Regions from separate parts of the Homo sapiens genome. Here region 1 is linked to region 2. Evidence: read pairs that join two places in POLR2A ChIA-PET (ENCODE). Cell type or tissue: A673. All regions are shown on one strand.

Evidence for each region. Peaks named below come from ENCODE experiments on the same cell type or tissue, not always from the same donor. Only the 100,000 strongest peaks of a DNase experiment are listed, where the experiment ranks them.
Region 1: POLR2A ChIA-PET joins it to region 2 with 11 read pairs; 3 of 35 experiments call an interaction of 5 or more read pairs at or near these places.

The regions. Positions count from the first base shown.
Region 1 is chr1:242,659,119-242,667,118 of GRCh38, reverse strand. No RefSeq gene overlaps it. Among named protein-coding and RNA genes, the nearest start is that of PLD5, 140 kb to the right of the region's middle. In A673, no CTCF peak of the experiment used is centred here; no DNase peak of the experiment used is centred here.
Region 2 is chr1:242,867,370-242,875,369 of GRCh38, reverse strand. No RefSeq gene overlaps it. Among named protein-coding and RNA genes, the nearest start is that of LINC01347, 230 kb to the left of the region's middle. In A673, no CTCF peak of the experiment used is centred here; DNase peaks (open chromatin) are centred at 3,429 and 4,249; H3K27ac peaks cover 5,105 bases.

The DNA of each region.
Region 1 (8,000 bases), 210 kb after region 2:
TAGACCAACCAGATGATGCATTTCCTAGCAGCTTTCTAAAGGCTTGTAATGTATTGGTTACGTTGCTTGGAGATAAATAATAAACATAAATAAATACAATGGGGTGGGATACAGTGGCTCACACCTGTAATCCCAGTGCTTTGGGAGGCCAAGGAGGAACGATTACATGAGGCCAGTAGTTTGAGACCAGCCTGGGAAACGTAGTGAGACCCTGTCGCTACAAAAGATGCAAAAATTAGCTGGGAATGGTGGCATGTGCCTGTCGTGAGCTTTTCAGGAGGCTGAGGTGGGAGGATTGCTTGAGCCCTGGAGTTTGAAGCTGCGGTAAACTATGATAACGCCACTGCACTCCAGCCTGGGCAATACAGTGAGACTCTGTCTCAAAAATTTAAAAAGTAAACAAAATAAATACAATAGGAGGAAAAGATGGAATTTTGCCAAGAAATGCTAAAAGTAGAAGCTTCTTCAGAAAGTTTTATAGAGCAGCCAAGCCTAAAAGTGTGATGGATGAATAAGGATGTCCATTCACTCTGCCTGAGAGCCTGCCTGGATCGTCTGTAAGAGTGAACCATCGCCTGATGCACCTTAGGCACAGGCACTTCCTCCTATGTCCCATAGTGGCTTCTGGAAATAAAGAACAGAGAGACAGGAAAATCAGTACCATTGACTAGTTGGTTGGGAGATTCCTCTGATGGATTCACATGACCTTCTGCCACTCACACTAGACTTGTCTCCAGCATCTGCTGATGGTGCTAGTATATATATATGTATTTTTTAGGGTTGGGTGCTGTCTACTTCCTTCCCACTAACAAGCAAAAAATGTACGTTCTAAACTCCAAAGAAGCTTCAGTCCTTTCCCTAAGTAAATGGATTACAAACTATTCAGAAAGTGCAAAGTGTTGTTTTTAGTGGTGAAGGTGGTGAAAAGTTGCTGTTATTGACAACCAGCTAGTAATTTAGCTATCAGCCCTGTCCTGAACATGAGCCTGGAATTTCTTGGCCTAGACCTGGGAGGCACCCTTCATCCCACCCTCCCTGGTTTTCGTTTTTCCTGGTACCCAAGTTCTTTTTTTTTTTTCTTTTTCTTTTGAGACGGAGTCTTGCTCTGTTACCCAGGCTGGAGTGCAGTGGTGTGATCTCAGCTTACTGCAACCTCTGCTTCCTAGGTTCAAGTGATTCTCCTGCCTCAGCCTCCTGAGTAGCTAGGATTACAGGTACCTGCCACCACCCTGGGCTAATTTTTGTATTTTTAGTAGAGACAGGGTTTCACCATGTTGAATGTTGGCCAGGCTGGTCTCGAACTCCCAACCTCAGGTAATCCAACTGCCTCGGCCTCCCAAAGTGTTGGGATTACAGGTGTGGACCACTGCGCCTGGCCCAAGTCTTTTTAATCCCATCCCCAGCAAGGGCTTTCCCCAGCATCCTTTTAGTAGAAGGCTTCAGGTCTCCAAGTAAGATGTGAGTCAGAGCTCTTCTCTCTCCATCCTCTGTTGCTTAGATGGGTGAAACGGAAGTGTCTAAAGGCAAAGTCAGAAAGGGCGAGGGTATCCAAGTGGTCCCTGGGTCTTTTTCAATTGGACCATATTTTATTTCATTTATTTGTTCATCCCTGTTTATTTAATATAGGATTATTTATCTCATCCTGTGATGAAATAATATTATAACCTACCTCGCACATTTTTATGAGGAAATGGGTTATTCCATGTGAAAGCAATTGGAACAGTGCCTGGCACATTGTAAGTACTCAGTAAGCATCAGCCATATTCATTGTCAGTTCTCTGCTTGGCACTCCAAGGACTGGGGCTGGAATAGTAGCCTCTGCTGGGGGCTGCACATCTGCCAGGAATCCCTGCCACCTTCAGTGGCACTGGTGTCCCTCACATGGCTACCATGATGTCTAGGAGGTTCCCAAACTGCATAGTATTTGGTGAAGTTGTTGAACATGACTTTTCCTCTCTTTTGTGTTCCAATCCATTAGGATTATACCAAAGCAATACCACTTTATACCCCTGTGCCTTACCAAGTTGTAAATGCAATGAAATCTTGAATGGAAATTGCTCTTCTAGTTTTTATCCACAGCTTTCATACCACCCTTAGGCTGTAGGCATGGGTAGCACAGACATCATGTATTGAGTCAAGGTCATGGTGAGGGTATCATGGTACAGAAAAATCTAAGGGACAGACATGTACTGTTTCAAGTCATTCAGCAAAGTATACTGAGTGCCTTCTGTGTGCCAGGTAATGTATTAGGAGCTGAGTTGCATCAGTGATTGGAGAGGAAGGAATTCAACATCTGGCTGGGGCTCATCTACCTCCTTTACTGGAAGAACACCTCCAAGGGAAAGAAAAGGCAGAGATCCTTCTGATCTCCTTGTCAGCTAAACATCTGTGTGAATGGACGAATGATATTTGCTAGGAAAAAATATTTTAACTATTGGATAACCTTAGCCGGATGTCCCTAGCCAATGAATTACTTAGAGTATATAAACCCAGAACCTATGACAACCTAAAGGATGTCTCTCATGTCCTATTCCTCTCTGTGCTGTAACTTAAAAGTGCTGCCTACTGGCCGGGCGTGTGGCTTACACCTGTAATCCCAGCACTTTGGGAGGCCGAGACGGGTGGATCACAAGGTCAGGAGTTCGAGACCAGCCTGGCCAACAAGGTGAAACCCCATTCCTACTAAAAATACAAAAATTAGCAGGACATGGTCGTGGGTCCCTGTAATCCCAGCTACTCGGGAGGCTGAGGCAGAAGAATCACTTGAAACCTGAAGGCAGAGGTTGCAGTGAGCCGAGATTGGGCCATTGCACTCCAGCCTGGGCAATAAGAATGAAACTCTGTCTCAAACAAACAAATAAACAAAACAACAACAGCAACAACAAAGTGCTGCCTACTGTGTTTGGAACCCTGCAAAACTTCACTTGGCAACTTTGTGTATTATTCTGAGCAATAGAGAATGTGTCCAGTTCTGGGCCAGGGAAGTCATGTGGGTGTTCCTGATCTCTCTTTCTTTATGCTGCATGGTTGACTGTACCTTTGAAATATCTAGCAAACCTTGATACTGAATAAGTTCTGATCCACTTGAGTCTAAACTGGCGATCTAACCCAGTGTGTAATCTTATGCCTTGTGTGACCACAACGGACAAAAATTCTTCTCTTTGATGTAGCTTCCTTTCATCCTGGGGAAATCTTCTTTCTTCTGTTGAACGAGGCTTTGTTACTGAGTCAAGCTCTAGCACATTATAGCATGGTGGTTAGGAGCAAAACTTTGATGCCAAAGTGCTGGGATTCCATACTAGCCCCATCCGGTATTGAGGCCCCAACCATTAGCTGTGTGACTTCATGCAACTTGCTTAACCTATCTGAACCTCAGTTTCTCCATCTGTAAAATGGGAATTATAATGGTGCCCATCTCGTGGAGTCACCGTGAGCTGGATTAACACAGAGAATGTCCTAGGAATACTGCTGGCACTTAGCAAAGGCTATGTCAGTTTTAGCTAGTATTATTCCTTGAAGATTTCTTTTCTAGGCATCTCAGAAGTCTTAGCATGGACTGACTCTGGCTACCTTCCCTAGCAGTTTATTATACATGTCTAGACATCATTCATGGGCATAAATGTGAATCAACATCTTATATAGATCACTTGTCACCTTTGTGTATACATCACAAACTGAATTTACTTTAAACCGAAATCACTTATTAAAACCATTTTTATAACATCAGTTTGAGATTTGATGGGTTATTTTTATTTATCGTGATTCTTCCCTAACTCAAACATTAAAATTTTATTTCTAGGGTATCTCATAGTGCAAAAATATGTTTACATTGAGAATGATTATACAACCCATTCACATATAATATTAAATAATATTACTTAATTTGCTGTAAACTGAATCTTCCCTGTGGACAAAATGATAGAAAAAATTATATTGTTAATTATCTCCAAAGTTCAAATTCCCTACAGTAACCTCTGGTAGAATAATTTGAATGTGGCCTCAGGTGTTGATTTTTGAAATGCAAATACAGTTCAATTAGGCGCAGCAGCTGTGGCTAAGGCATTGCTGCCTACACTCTAGTTTAATGAGAATTGATTTGTCAGTATGTATGTTTTCATAGGATTGCTCAGTAATCTGGCCTCCGTATTCTATTTCTTCCTAACTTTCTGAATCAAGTGATTCTCACACAGAGCCCGCTGTTGGCTCGTGGGTTTTTTTTTTTTTTTTTGCATTTTAAAAATAATTTCCTTTATAGGAGAGAATATGTCTTCTATAATTTAATCTCTCTAGGCATCTGATATATAGTCTGACACCTAATAGATACTTTTCTAATATTTGTTAAAAAATACATAAGTCGCTGAAATGCAAACCTCTGGAAGGTTAAAGAATTTGGCCACAGTGTACCTATAATAGCTTTTGTAAAATTACTCTGTATTTATCTACAAAGAAGCTATTATTTCTTTTTTTTTTTTTTTTTTTTTTTTTTTTTTGAGACGGAGTCTCACTCTGTTGCCCAGGCTGGAGTGCAGTGGCACGATCTCGGCTCACTACAAGCTCCACCTCCCGGGTTCACGCCATTTTCCTGCCTCAGCCTCCCGAGTAGCTGGGACTACAGGTGCACACTGCCACGCCCAGTTAATTTTTTTGTTGTATTTTTTCAGTAGAGACGGGGTTTCACCATGTTAGCCAGGATGGTCCCAATCTCCTGACCTCGTGATCTGCTCGCCTCATCCTCCCAAAGCGCTGGGATTACAGGCGTGAGCCACCGTGCCCGGCCACAAAGAAGCTATTATTTCTATTCTGATCATATTGTTACCTTGTGTTTAGATATGCCCTCATCCATTTTTGTGGTTATACCAGAATATCTGAGACAGGTGGTTTATAATGAACAGACATTTATTGGCTCACAGTTCTGGAGGCTGGAAGGTCCAAGATCAAGGTGCCTGCATGTGTGAGGATCTTCCTCCTACATCATCACATGGCAGAAAGTGAGAGCGCAAGAGAGAGACAGAAAAGGGGGCTGAAGGCACCCGCTTATAACAAACTCACTCCCAAGACAATGGTTTAATCCATTTATAGAGTGGAGCCTTTGGGATTTAATCACCCCTCAAAGGTCCTACCTCTTAATACTATACAATGACAATGAAATTTATTTTTATTTTTATTTATTTATTTTTTGAGATGGAGTCTGGCTCTGTCGCCCAGGCTGGAGTGCAGTGGTGGATCTCGGCTCGCTGCAACCTCTGCCTCCCAGGTTTAAGCATTTCTCTTGCCTCAGCCTCCTGAGCAGCTGGGACTATAGATTTCACCATGTTGGTCAGGCTGGTCTTGGACTCCTAGCCTCGAGTGATCTGCCCGCCTCGGCCTCCCAAAGTGCTGAGATCACAGGCGTGAACCACTGCACACAGCCTGAAATTTCAACATGAGTTTTGGAGGGGACAAATGTTCAAACCATAGCAAAAGACATTTTTTAAAGTTATTGTTCAGCATCAGGCCACAACCCTGGGAGGATAAGTCTGATTATCTCTATATTTTACAGGTGAAAATATTAAAGTTAGGTTGTTTTAATGACTTGCTCCAGATTGCCAAACCAGTGATTAGAAAACTTCAGAAATTATCTCCTTCTTTTAGCTTTAGGACTCTTAAGGTAAATTATAGGCTCAATTACTTCATCAGTAAACATCCAACAACTAGAAATAAATGGAAGAGGAGAACCTGAAGCCATTTAGAAACTGTCAGGAAAACTCATTGTAAAATACAATCAAACTGATCTGATGAGTAAACCAATCCTATTATTTTCTGATATCCCCTTTGCAGAAAATGTTTAAACATTCCATATGGGCACAGAGGAATTCTAAAGAGATGTTCGGTGATTGGCAGATGGATAGATCTTTGTCCATTCACTTGTGCAGCTTAAGCCCAGTCTCTTTCAAACTTTTGGACACGTAGAGTCACCTCTCCTTAGGAGGTCATAAAATCTCTATCTTTCAAGTATCTAAAGCAGACCTTCTCCTAACTGGCTGGTGGGGTTCCTATCAGAAACAGTTCTAAGCCAGTTTGGCCATGCACGCAGACCAGACAGATTGGACACCATCAAAGTTTTGCAGCAGATGTGGTACCACTGAATAGAGCACACACCCATTCCATTAAGAGAGCTTCCAATGGAGCTTTCTCCACCCCACATACTACATCTTTCTTTTTTTCTTTTCTTTTCTTTTTTTGTTTTTGTTTTTCTTTTTTGACATGGAGTTTTGCTCTTGTTGCCCAGGCTGGAGTGCAATGACGTGATCTCGGTTCACTGCAACCTCTGCCTCCTGGGTTCAAGTGATTCTTCTGCGTCAGCTTCCAGGGTAGCTGGGATTATAGGCATGCACCACCACACCTGGCTGATTTTGGATTTTTAGTAGAGACAGGGTTTCTCCATGTTGGTCAGGCTGGTCTCGAACTCCTGACCTCAGGTGATCTGCCCACCTTGGCCTCCCAAAGTGCTGGGATTACAGGTGTGAGCCAGTGCACCCAGCCTCTTTCTTTTTTTTTAATGCATACCTCTGTGTCTAGAAGAAGGTTGGTAGCAACTAAAGGCCAATTTTACTCACACAGCTTAGGAAGAGGATAGAAATCGAATACCAGGGCTCAAACTTAATATCTTGGCCATGAAACTGTGAAAGCTGTCAGAATCAAAATGGCATCACTAATGTTAAGAAACCTATGACAAATAGAGTTGGGGAGACCATGAAGAAAGGGTTCTTACACTTGTATGCCTGATAAACTATCATCTCAAATATTATTGATGCTATGATAAGGGGAAAGAGAGTTTTGAAGGACCTTACACTGGCAATTTAATGCTCTCTTCTAAAAACAATCACCCTTTCTGTTCATAGCTTATTGGTCAGGACTAATCACACAGTTCTACCCAACCTTAAGGTGGCCGAGAGGTGCATCCACACAGGTGCCCTGAAAGCAGAGAGCCAGAAATACTTGGTGAACATGACTAAGGACCATCGTCACATTGGATAAGGGCTTGAGGTCTAAGTAACAAATACGAAGAAGAATAAATCAGCATTGAAAATGATTTAAAGAAAAACAAACCTTTGGGCAGAATTTTTAGGAAAAAGAGAAAACAAGGCTAGGTTAAAACTGTAATAGAAGAAGATATGAAGGCATCGTGTATTCCAGGAAAGTTGCTTTCCTTAATGTTGGGAGACATTAATGTATTCCTTAATGCTGAGGGACTTAAAAATCATTTATTTCCTTGTAAATGTGTATGATTTCAAATGCTTACATTGCAACCTGCAGAGAAGATGTAATAAAAATGAACTCATAAATATTCTTAAGTGTTGGTGATAGAGAATATATGCCTACAGAATATATGATAAAGATTCTATGAAACTACAATATTATACAAAGGCTGTCATAACCTTACACACACACAAATGTTTTTGCAAGGACTGCCCAGGAACTGCCTGCCCAGCCTCAGAACGGTGTCATCCTTGTTATTGATCTTTGTAGCCAAGGATAATTACTTCAAAACAGTTATGTAATCCTCTTCATTTTTTCCTGTAAAAACCTTCATCTTCTTTTACCTCCCTGAATATGCACATAGTTTACTATGGCATCCTGATTCCCATTGCAATGCTGTATTCCCAAATAAACTTTTCCTTTCTTTTAGAGAGCCTCTTTCTGTTGTTCAGGATGACAAAACCTATAAGGGGCTTCTGAGCCCCCATTCAGAAAGTAATAAGTGGGAAGGAAACCCTATGTCCCTCATTTGCCTGACCATGTATGGAGCTCAGTCTGGCGTTCCAGCTGAGATGCAATGTCTTGTCAGTTCCAATAAAAGAACTCTGAGCCCCTACCTAAGGAACAGGGGCTGAGGAGGTAAGTCCATGACTCCAATCAGCTGGATCAAATCTGGCTAGAGATCCAGGATGCATGTCAGGAGCATCACCCTGAAATTCATTTCTTCCATCCTTTCTCTAACAGAATGGGACTGTACAGGA
Region 2 (8,000 bases):
CCCAAGCGATCCTCCAACCTCAGCCTCTCAAGGAGCTGGGACTATAGGCATGTGCCACCATGCCCAGCTAATTTAAAATTATTTTTTTTTGTAGAGATGGGGTTTCACCAATGTTGTCCAGGCTAGTCTTGAACTCCTTGGCTCAAGCAATCCACCTGCTTTGGCTTCCCAAAGTGCTGGGATTATAGGTGTGAGCCACTGTCCCCGGCCTCATTTCCTAGCTATGGGAAGGTTGGGAGTGGTGCTTTCTCCTTCAAACTATGAGCTTGAGGTGTCCCCTGCAATTTGAGGGAATAGTGAATTAGTGTCTAGTTCACCCTGAGAAGCATAAAGGGGCAGAAACTGAGGTAGGCTGGTTTCCTTGCCGCTGCAGAAAAGAAGAAATTACATAAGTATGACCTGCATTACTGATTGGTTGAGACAAAGCATTATTAATGGGCCAGACATGGTCACACAAGGGGATTCAGCATATTTTTTTTATATCATGTTCAAGGGAGCTACCTAGAAGGGAGACCTCATCTTGCAGAAAAAATTTGGAAGTTCTAAATGTTTAGGGCTAGGGAAGTGGTTCTCAATTGTTTTTGGTCTTAGGACATCTACACATTTAAAAATAACCACAGACTCTAAAGAATTTTTGTTTATATGAGTCATAGCTGTTTATTCTTTTTTTTTTTTTTTTTTTTTTTTTGAGATGGAGTTTTAATCTTGTTGCCCAGTCTGGGGTGCAATGGTGCAATTTCAGCTCACTGCAACCTCCGCCTGCCAGGTTCAAGTGATTCTCCTGCCTCAGCCTCTCAAGTAGCTGGGATTACAGGCATGTGCCACCACGCCCGGCTAATTTTTTGTTTTTTTAGTAGAGACGGGGTTTCTCCATGTTGGTCGGCCTCGTCTTGAACTCCCAACCTCAGGTGATCCACCCGCCTCGGCCTCCCAGGTGTGATTACAGGTGTGAGCCACCGCGCCCGGCCCTATTAATTCTTACTATGTTAAAATTAAAAACATTAAATGTTCATTTATTTATTTAAAATAGCAGCAATAAATTCATTAAATGCTAGCATAAATAACATTTATATATGAAAAATAACTAATCTCCCCAAACAAAAAAAGTATTCCTAGAGAAGCGTGGTGTTGCTTTACATTTTGGCAAATCTCTTTATTGTCTGGCTCAGCAGAAGACTGCTGGATTCTGCTTCTGCCTTCAGTCTATTACAATATGTTGCTTTGGTTGAAGAACAGGAAGAAAGTTCACCCTCACAGAGATATGTTGTTAGAAAACAGAGGAGTATTTGAATGATGTTTTCAGATAATTCTGAATGTATCATGTAACCTCTGGAAACCATCACTGTTACACTTGTGAGAGAAAGAAAGTGAAAACATCAAATGTTATCTTACTATGTTTATGAAAATGGTTTTGACCGTTTCATAATCCCTATTCAGGAAAACAACAGGATGTTTTAGAGGTAAGTAGTATTGGCACCAAACCCAATTAGTCTATCTTTTATTAATTCTGTCTTTTGAAGCTTGCCTCCACTCAAGATCTTCTTCCATCTTGGGGAAGAGGATCTTGATTGGAGATAAGGTTGAAAAGACAGAATTGAGGTGATATTGAACAAGTCTGAGCTGTTCATGCTCAATTTGCTAGGCAGTGAGGACTGGTGAGAGCCATGTGAGTGGAATCTGCTTTAGGTAATGTGGCTTTTCTCCTTTCCATGGAGAGCAAAGGCCATTCATAACAGAGAGGGTCGAACAGGCAGCATGTCTAACAAAGCTTTTATCTTTTTCTCCAGGGGTATTTCTGAGCCTTTTGGCTCTACATAAAATTTGTCTTTTTACCCTGCCTTCAGATATTGGGGCTTACTCTCTCCAATTCTGTCCACAGCAAACCTTGCCCCTGCAGGGCATGCAAAATACTGTCAGAAGGAAAGTCCACTGTGTGCTGAGATCCACCCTGGGGAAGGCAGCCTCTGATCACACTCCCAGAGTGTTTCTTTGTCCTTTTCATTCTGAGTCTGTGAATATGCTCTCTCCCTACCCACCTTTTCTTTACCTGCAATCACCTCCCAACTTTCAGGAGTCTGGAGCATGTGGAAACCTCCTTAGAGCTGCTTCAGGGACCATCAGATCAGAGACAATAAATAGGCCCAGAGACATGCAAATTAAATTAGAGGCTTGTTAGAGAGTCAGGGCGTAGTGTATACCTTGCTTCTTCCAATATCGCCCTTGAAGAGAGATGTCTGGCTATTCCTGGACATGGCCAACGAGACTTACGGGAATAAGCCATCCTGGCTCATTTGCAGAGAAAGGCTCATGTAACAAGTGCTGCACCTGAAAATGACCTGAAGAGCTCTGCTTCTTATGCAGAAAAAATTCTCTTATTAAGCCTGTTTATTAGTAAAGGAGTGGGTAGGCAGGAGGGTTTGCTAATGCTTATGCCAGGCACTATAGCAAATCATCTCATTTAGTCCTAAGCACAATCTGGGAGCTAGATTTTCTTATCCTCATATTGCAGATGAGAAAAGTAAAGTGCTGAAAGATTAAATGACTTGTTCAAGCCACACTACTAATAAATGATAGAGCTGCACATTTGTCACAGGTCTCTTTGGAGCCAAAGGCCCTTCTTCCCATCATGCCACACTGCCTTTGCTTTACGGGTGTCATCACACTGCCCAAATGTGCAACATCCTCCACTGCTTTGTTGTTGATAAGTTTAGTGTCCTTATTAAGAAGAAACTACTTAACAAGAATATCAGGTCAAGGTTATTTTTAAAGTGTTTATTTTTATGTTTCGAGACTGAGTCATGCTCTTGTCGCCCAGGTTGGAGTGCAATGGCACGATCTCGGCTCACTGCAACCTCTGCCTGCCAGGTTTAAGTGATTCTCCTGCCTTAGCCTCCCAAGTAGCTGGGATTACAGGTGCCTGCCACAATGCCCAGCTAATTTTTGTATTTTTTTTTTTTTTTAGTAGAGACGGGTTTTTGCCATGTTGGTCAGGCTGGTCTTGAACTCCTGACCTCATGATCCAACCGCCTTGGCCTCCCAAAGTGCTGGGATTACAGGCATGAGCCACCGTACCTGGCCTTTCTTAGAGTTTATTACTCTGCTTTTGGGGATGTTGCTTTTCATGTTTGTTTTTAAATGTGGAAGGTGGTAGAGGAAGAAAAGCTGGAGTTGCTTATTTTTATAAATTGATTCGGGAAATTGTTTTCTCCTTTCAGGAAAAAGAAATGTGTGGAAAAAATAATTCCTTCCTTCCTTCCTTCCTTCCTTCCTTCCTTCCTTCCTTCCTTCCTTCCTTTTCTTCCCTTCCTCCTTCCCTTCATCTCTCCTTCTTTCAGATTTAAGTTTTTGGATTAAGTTTCAAAAAACACAGAAAAGTACAAATAATAATATAATGAATACTGTGTAGCCACAAATTCTCCTCTCTAGATTAAAAACAAGTTAGCCCTAAGAATACTTTTTCCATGCCCTTTCTACTTGTCCCATAGAATAGAGGAATCATTTCCCGACTGCTGGTTTGAATTAAGATCTGATTTTAGCTCCTGCACTGGCAGACACTTAGTTTCTAATAAGATAAGCTCTTCCTGGTGTTTCAATTTCTTTTCCTCCATCCACTTACTTCCTTTTTATTCTGAAACATGGGAAAGCTCCTTGGTAGCCATCTTCATAGGGCTGTTTCGAGAATTAATGAGCTGAGAGAGATGCCGTCTTGAGCTGCCTTAGAGAAAAAAAAATTAATGCACAGCCTATTTCTCCTGCTTCAATGTATTTTTAGAATGAGAGGCTGTCTTATTCTCTCACCCATACACGTTCTCAACGGACACCACTCCAGGATTTATTGAGGGATAGAAACTGGGGCATAGTTTCTAATTGAATAATGATAATAAGAAAAGATTCAGGGCCATTCTTAAACATTAGAAAATACGAAGAATAATTAACTGATAATGAAAATAATGAAAATGATAAAGCAGAACTAGTTATTTCCATTATCAACCAGCAAGCAAATAAAAGGCAATATAAAGTTATTTCCTGCATCACCATGCATTTCTTCCTTCACTTTTGGGCTTTGCAGAAAAATTTAATTATTTAATATGATGCTACAAAAGCAGTAAGAGGAAAGGCATCCCAGCTCTGCCTTTATTAGCTGCATGACCTTAGGCAAGTTACTTCCACTTTCTAAGCCTCACTTTCTTGCTGTGAACAGGGACAGAGTGAGGGTAGTCCCTCTATTGGGTGAGAATCAAATGAAATAACTCATGCACAGAGCTGCAAACAGTGCCTGGCTCATGATTCACTGAACAGTGTGAGGTGAAGGGATGCTGTGGATTCTGCAGCTGATTACCACACTCTTAGCAGTTGTTGTGGATTAAATTTACAAGTGGGCCTTCCACTAAGCTGCCCCATGGCCAGGAAGACCCCCCGTATGGGATTCCAGAGCAGCTTGAGTCCTAGGACACAGGCCAGACAGGGAATGACCGCCCGGATTCCCCCTCCAACAAGGCTTTTGTCCCAGCTGTGGGGAGCGTGGTTAGCGGTCACCCTTCAGCTGTCAGCTCTCTCAGGATCTGCTCAGCTACCTGGACCTGCCTTGCCTGAGACTCCCCCTTCCAAGGGCCACCTGTATCAGGTGACTGAATGACACAGGGGCTATTTTGGCCCAACATGGGACTATTCTGATGGGTACCAGTGGGCTCTGGAGCTCCCCATGGGTTTGTTGAGGACTTACGGGATCTGCACTAAGTGCTTTCTTAGTGACAAAAGGCAAGCGGAGGCCTTTGGAACTACTGTTCCTGGTTAAGAAAGTAAATTAAAACAATATCTCCTTCTGGTGTTGGGTGGTGGGAGGGTTGGAAGAAGTTAGTAGCAACCTTCAGGATGTAAAGGATGCAAGAGTGATCCCCACCATATCTCTGTTGAATTCATCAGTCTGGCCCTGCAGAAGCTAGATGGACCCTGCAAGCTCAACTGAGTCGTAGCCCCAATCCGAGCTGTTATTCTGAATGTGGCACCTCCACTGGAGCAGGTTAATACAGTCTTGGGTACTTTGTCTGTGGCTATTATGTGGCCAATGTATTTATTTTTGGCCCACTTATGAAAGACAATCTGAAATAATTTCAGATCTAATGGAATGGACCACTATATATATGGTATATTTTACAGTATATACGTGTATATTTACAGTTTGTATCATGACTATGCTCACTCTCCTGCCCTCTGCAATACAGACCTTGTTCATCTGGATGTCTGCTATATGAAAAAGATGATGTCAGCCAGTCTGGATAAGCAAGAGGTGGCTAACATGCTGGAGGCCTTTGTAAGATACATGTACTCCAGAGAGTGGGAGAGAAATCTTCTAAGATTGAGGGGGTGGCCATATTGGTTCCGTTTTTAGGTGGCTGGGGTTCACAGGTACGTTGGAATATCCCCTGTAAACTAGAAGATAAATAATTAAATCTTGCATTTCTTATCAAGAAGCAGGGAGTAGAACACCTGGTGGGCCTCTTTGTGTTTCAAAGGCAGCACAATCCATACCACACTGGGTGATACAAAGGTGTCAGCTTTGAGTATAGAGCCCAGGGCAGGAATGAGCTCTGTCACAGGTCAGGCTGTGATCAAGCAGTTCTGATGACAGGGCCGTCCATGTACCAGAGATGGAAAAAGACACTGTGTAGAGTCTGTGGCAAGCCTCAGAGAGAGCATCACAGTGCAGGCCCTCAGAGTTCTGGAACGTGGCTACACCACCTGCCAAAGAGAATTACACACCTTTCTGAAGAACAACTCCTGGCCTGCTGCTGGGCCCTAGAGATGGAGAATTGACCCTGACTGTGGACACCAAATGACCACATGGCCAGAATTGCTTGTCGGGAACTAGATCCTACCGGGCCCACGAAGTCACAAGGGGGAGTGGGTCCAGCAACAATATATTATAAGATGATGTGGTCCATTTAGTATTGAGCATGAGCAGGAGCACAGGGCACGGGCAAGCTGCATGAGCAAGTACCCTGGACTCCCACAACATCCATTGCTGTGCTTCTAGCACCCCTCCCTCAGCTCATGCCTGTGATTGTTGGGGTATTAATCCTATCGTTAACTGAAAAATCATGAGATCTATACATTTGGAAAGGAGACTATTTCTTTTTCTTTCCTTTTTGTTTTTGAGACAGAGTCTTGCTCTCTTACCCAGGCTGGAGTATAGTGGCATGATCTTGGCTCACTGTAACCTCCATCTCCTGGGTTCAAGTGATTCCCCTGCCTCAGCCTCCCGAGTAGCTGAGATTACAGGTGCCTGCCACCACGCCTGGCTATTTTTGTATTTTTAGTAGAGACGGGGTTTCACCGTGTTGGCCAGGCTGGTCTTGAACTCCTGACCTCAGGTGATCCACCTGCCTCAGCCTCCCAAAGTGCTGGGATTACAGGCATGAGCCACCATGCCCAGCTTAGGAGACTATTTCTTATAAAGGGTTACAGCCTGCAACGTGGACATTTTTACAGGCTGGGAAGGATATCTCCAGCTGAAGCCAGAAATAGGCGCTTTGAGGTATTAGAGGGTGGAACATGGGTTTATGCTGAACAGGTAGGCTAAATACACACACTTAACAGGTTATAGGAGGACCTATGAATATTCATGAATGGAGTCCTTATACACGTGTATTGAAGAAACATGTATGTTATATGCTGTGTGTCCTGTGTTTACTTTGGGGTGGAGACTTAACCTTTAAATGTATTATAATGAAGGCTTTGACATTAAAAGGTGAAGCAGGGATGTGAAAGCTGAAGTGTGTAGCCTCTTTAAACCGGCCAGAATTAGCCTGTGGTCAGCGGTTTCTTTTTCTTTTTCTTTTTTTTAAATTATACTTTAAGTTCTGGGATACATGTGCAGAATGTGCAGTTTTGTTACATAGGTATACACGTGCCATGGTGGTTTGCACCCATCAACCCATCATCTACATTAGGTATTTCTCCTAATGCTATCCCTCCCCTAGCCCGCCACCCCCTGACAGGCCCCGGTGTGTGATGCTCCCCTCCCTGTGTCCATGTGTTCTCATTGTTCAACTTCCACTTATGAGTAAGAACATGCAGTGCTTGGTTTTCTGTCCCTGTGTTAGTTTGCTGAAGATGATGGTTTCCAGTTTCATCCATGTCCCTGCAAAGGACATGAATTCATCCTTTTTATGGTTGCATAGGATTCCATGGTATGTATGTGCCACATTTTCTTCATCCAGTCTATCATTGATGGGCATTTGGGTGGCTTCCAAGTCTTTACTATTGTGAATAGTGCTGCAATAAACATACGTGTGCATGTGACTTTATAGTAGAATGATTTATAATCCTTTGGATGTATACCCAGTAATGGGATTGCTGGGTCAAATGGTATTTCTGGTTCTAGATCCTTGAGGAATAGCCACACTCTCTTCCACAATGGTTAAACTAATTTACACTCCCACCAACAGTATAATAGTGTTCCTATTTCTCCACATCCTCTCTAGCATCTGTTGTTTCTTCACTTTTTAATGACTGCCATTCTAACTGGCGTGAGATGGTATCTCATCGTGGTTTTTGATTTGCATTTCTCTAGTGACCGGTGATGATGAGCTTTTTTTCATGTTTTTTGGCCACATAAATGTCTTCTTTTGAGAAGTGTCTGTTTATATCCTTCACACACTTTTTGATGGGGTTGTTTGTTTTTTTCTTGTACATTTATTTAAGTTCCTTATAGATTCTAGATATTAGCCCTTTGTCAGATGGATAGATTGCAAAAATTTTCTCCATTCTGTAGGTTTCCTGTTCACTCTGATGATAGTATCTTTTGCTGTGCAGAAGCTCTTTAGTTTAATTAGATCCCATTTGTCAATTTTGACTTTTTTTTGCCATTGCTTTTGGTGTTTTAGTCATGAAGTCTTTGCCGATGCTTATGTCTTGAATGGTATTGCCTAGGCTTCCTTCTAGGGTTTTTATGTTTTACGTTTAAGTCTTTAATCCATCTTGAGTTAATTTTTGTATAA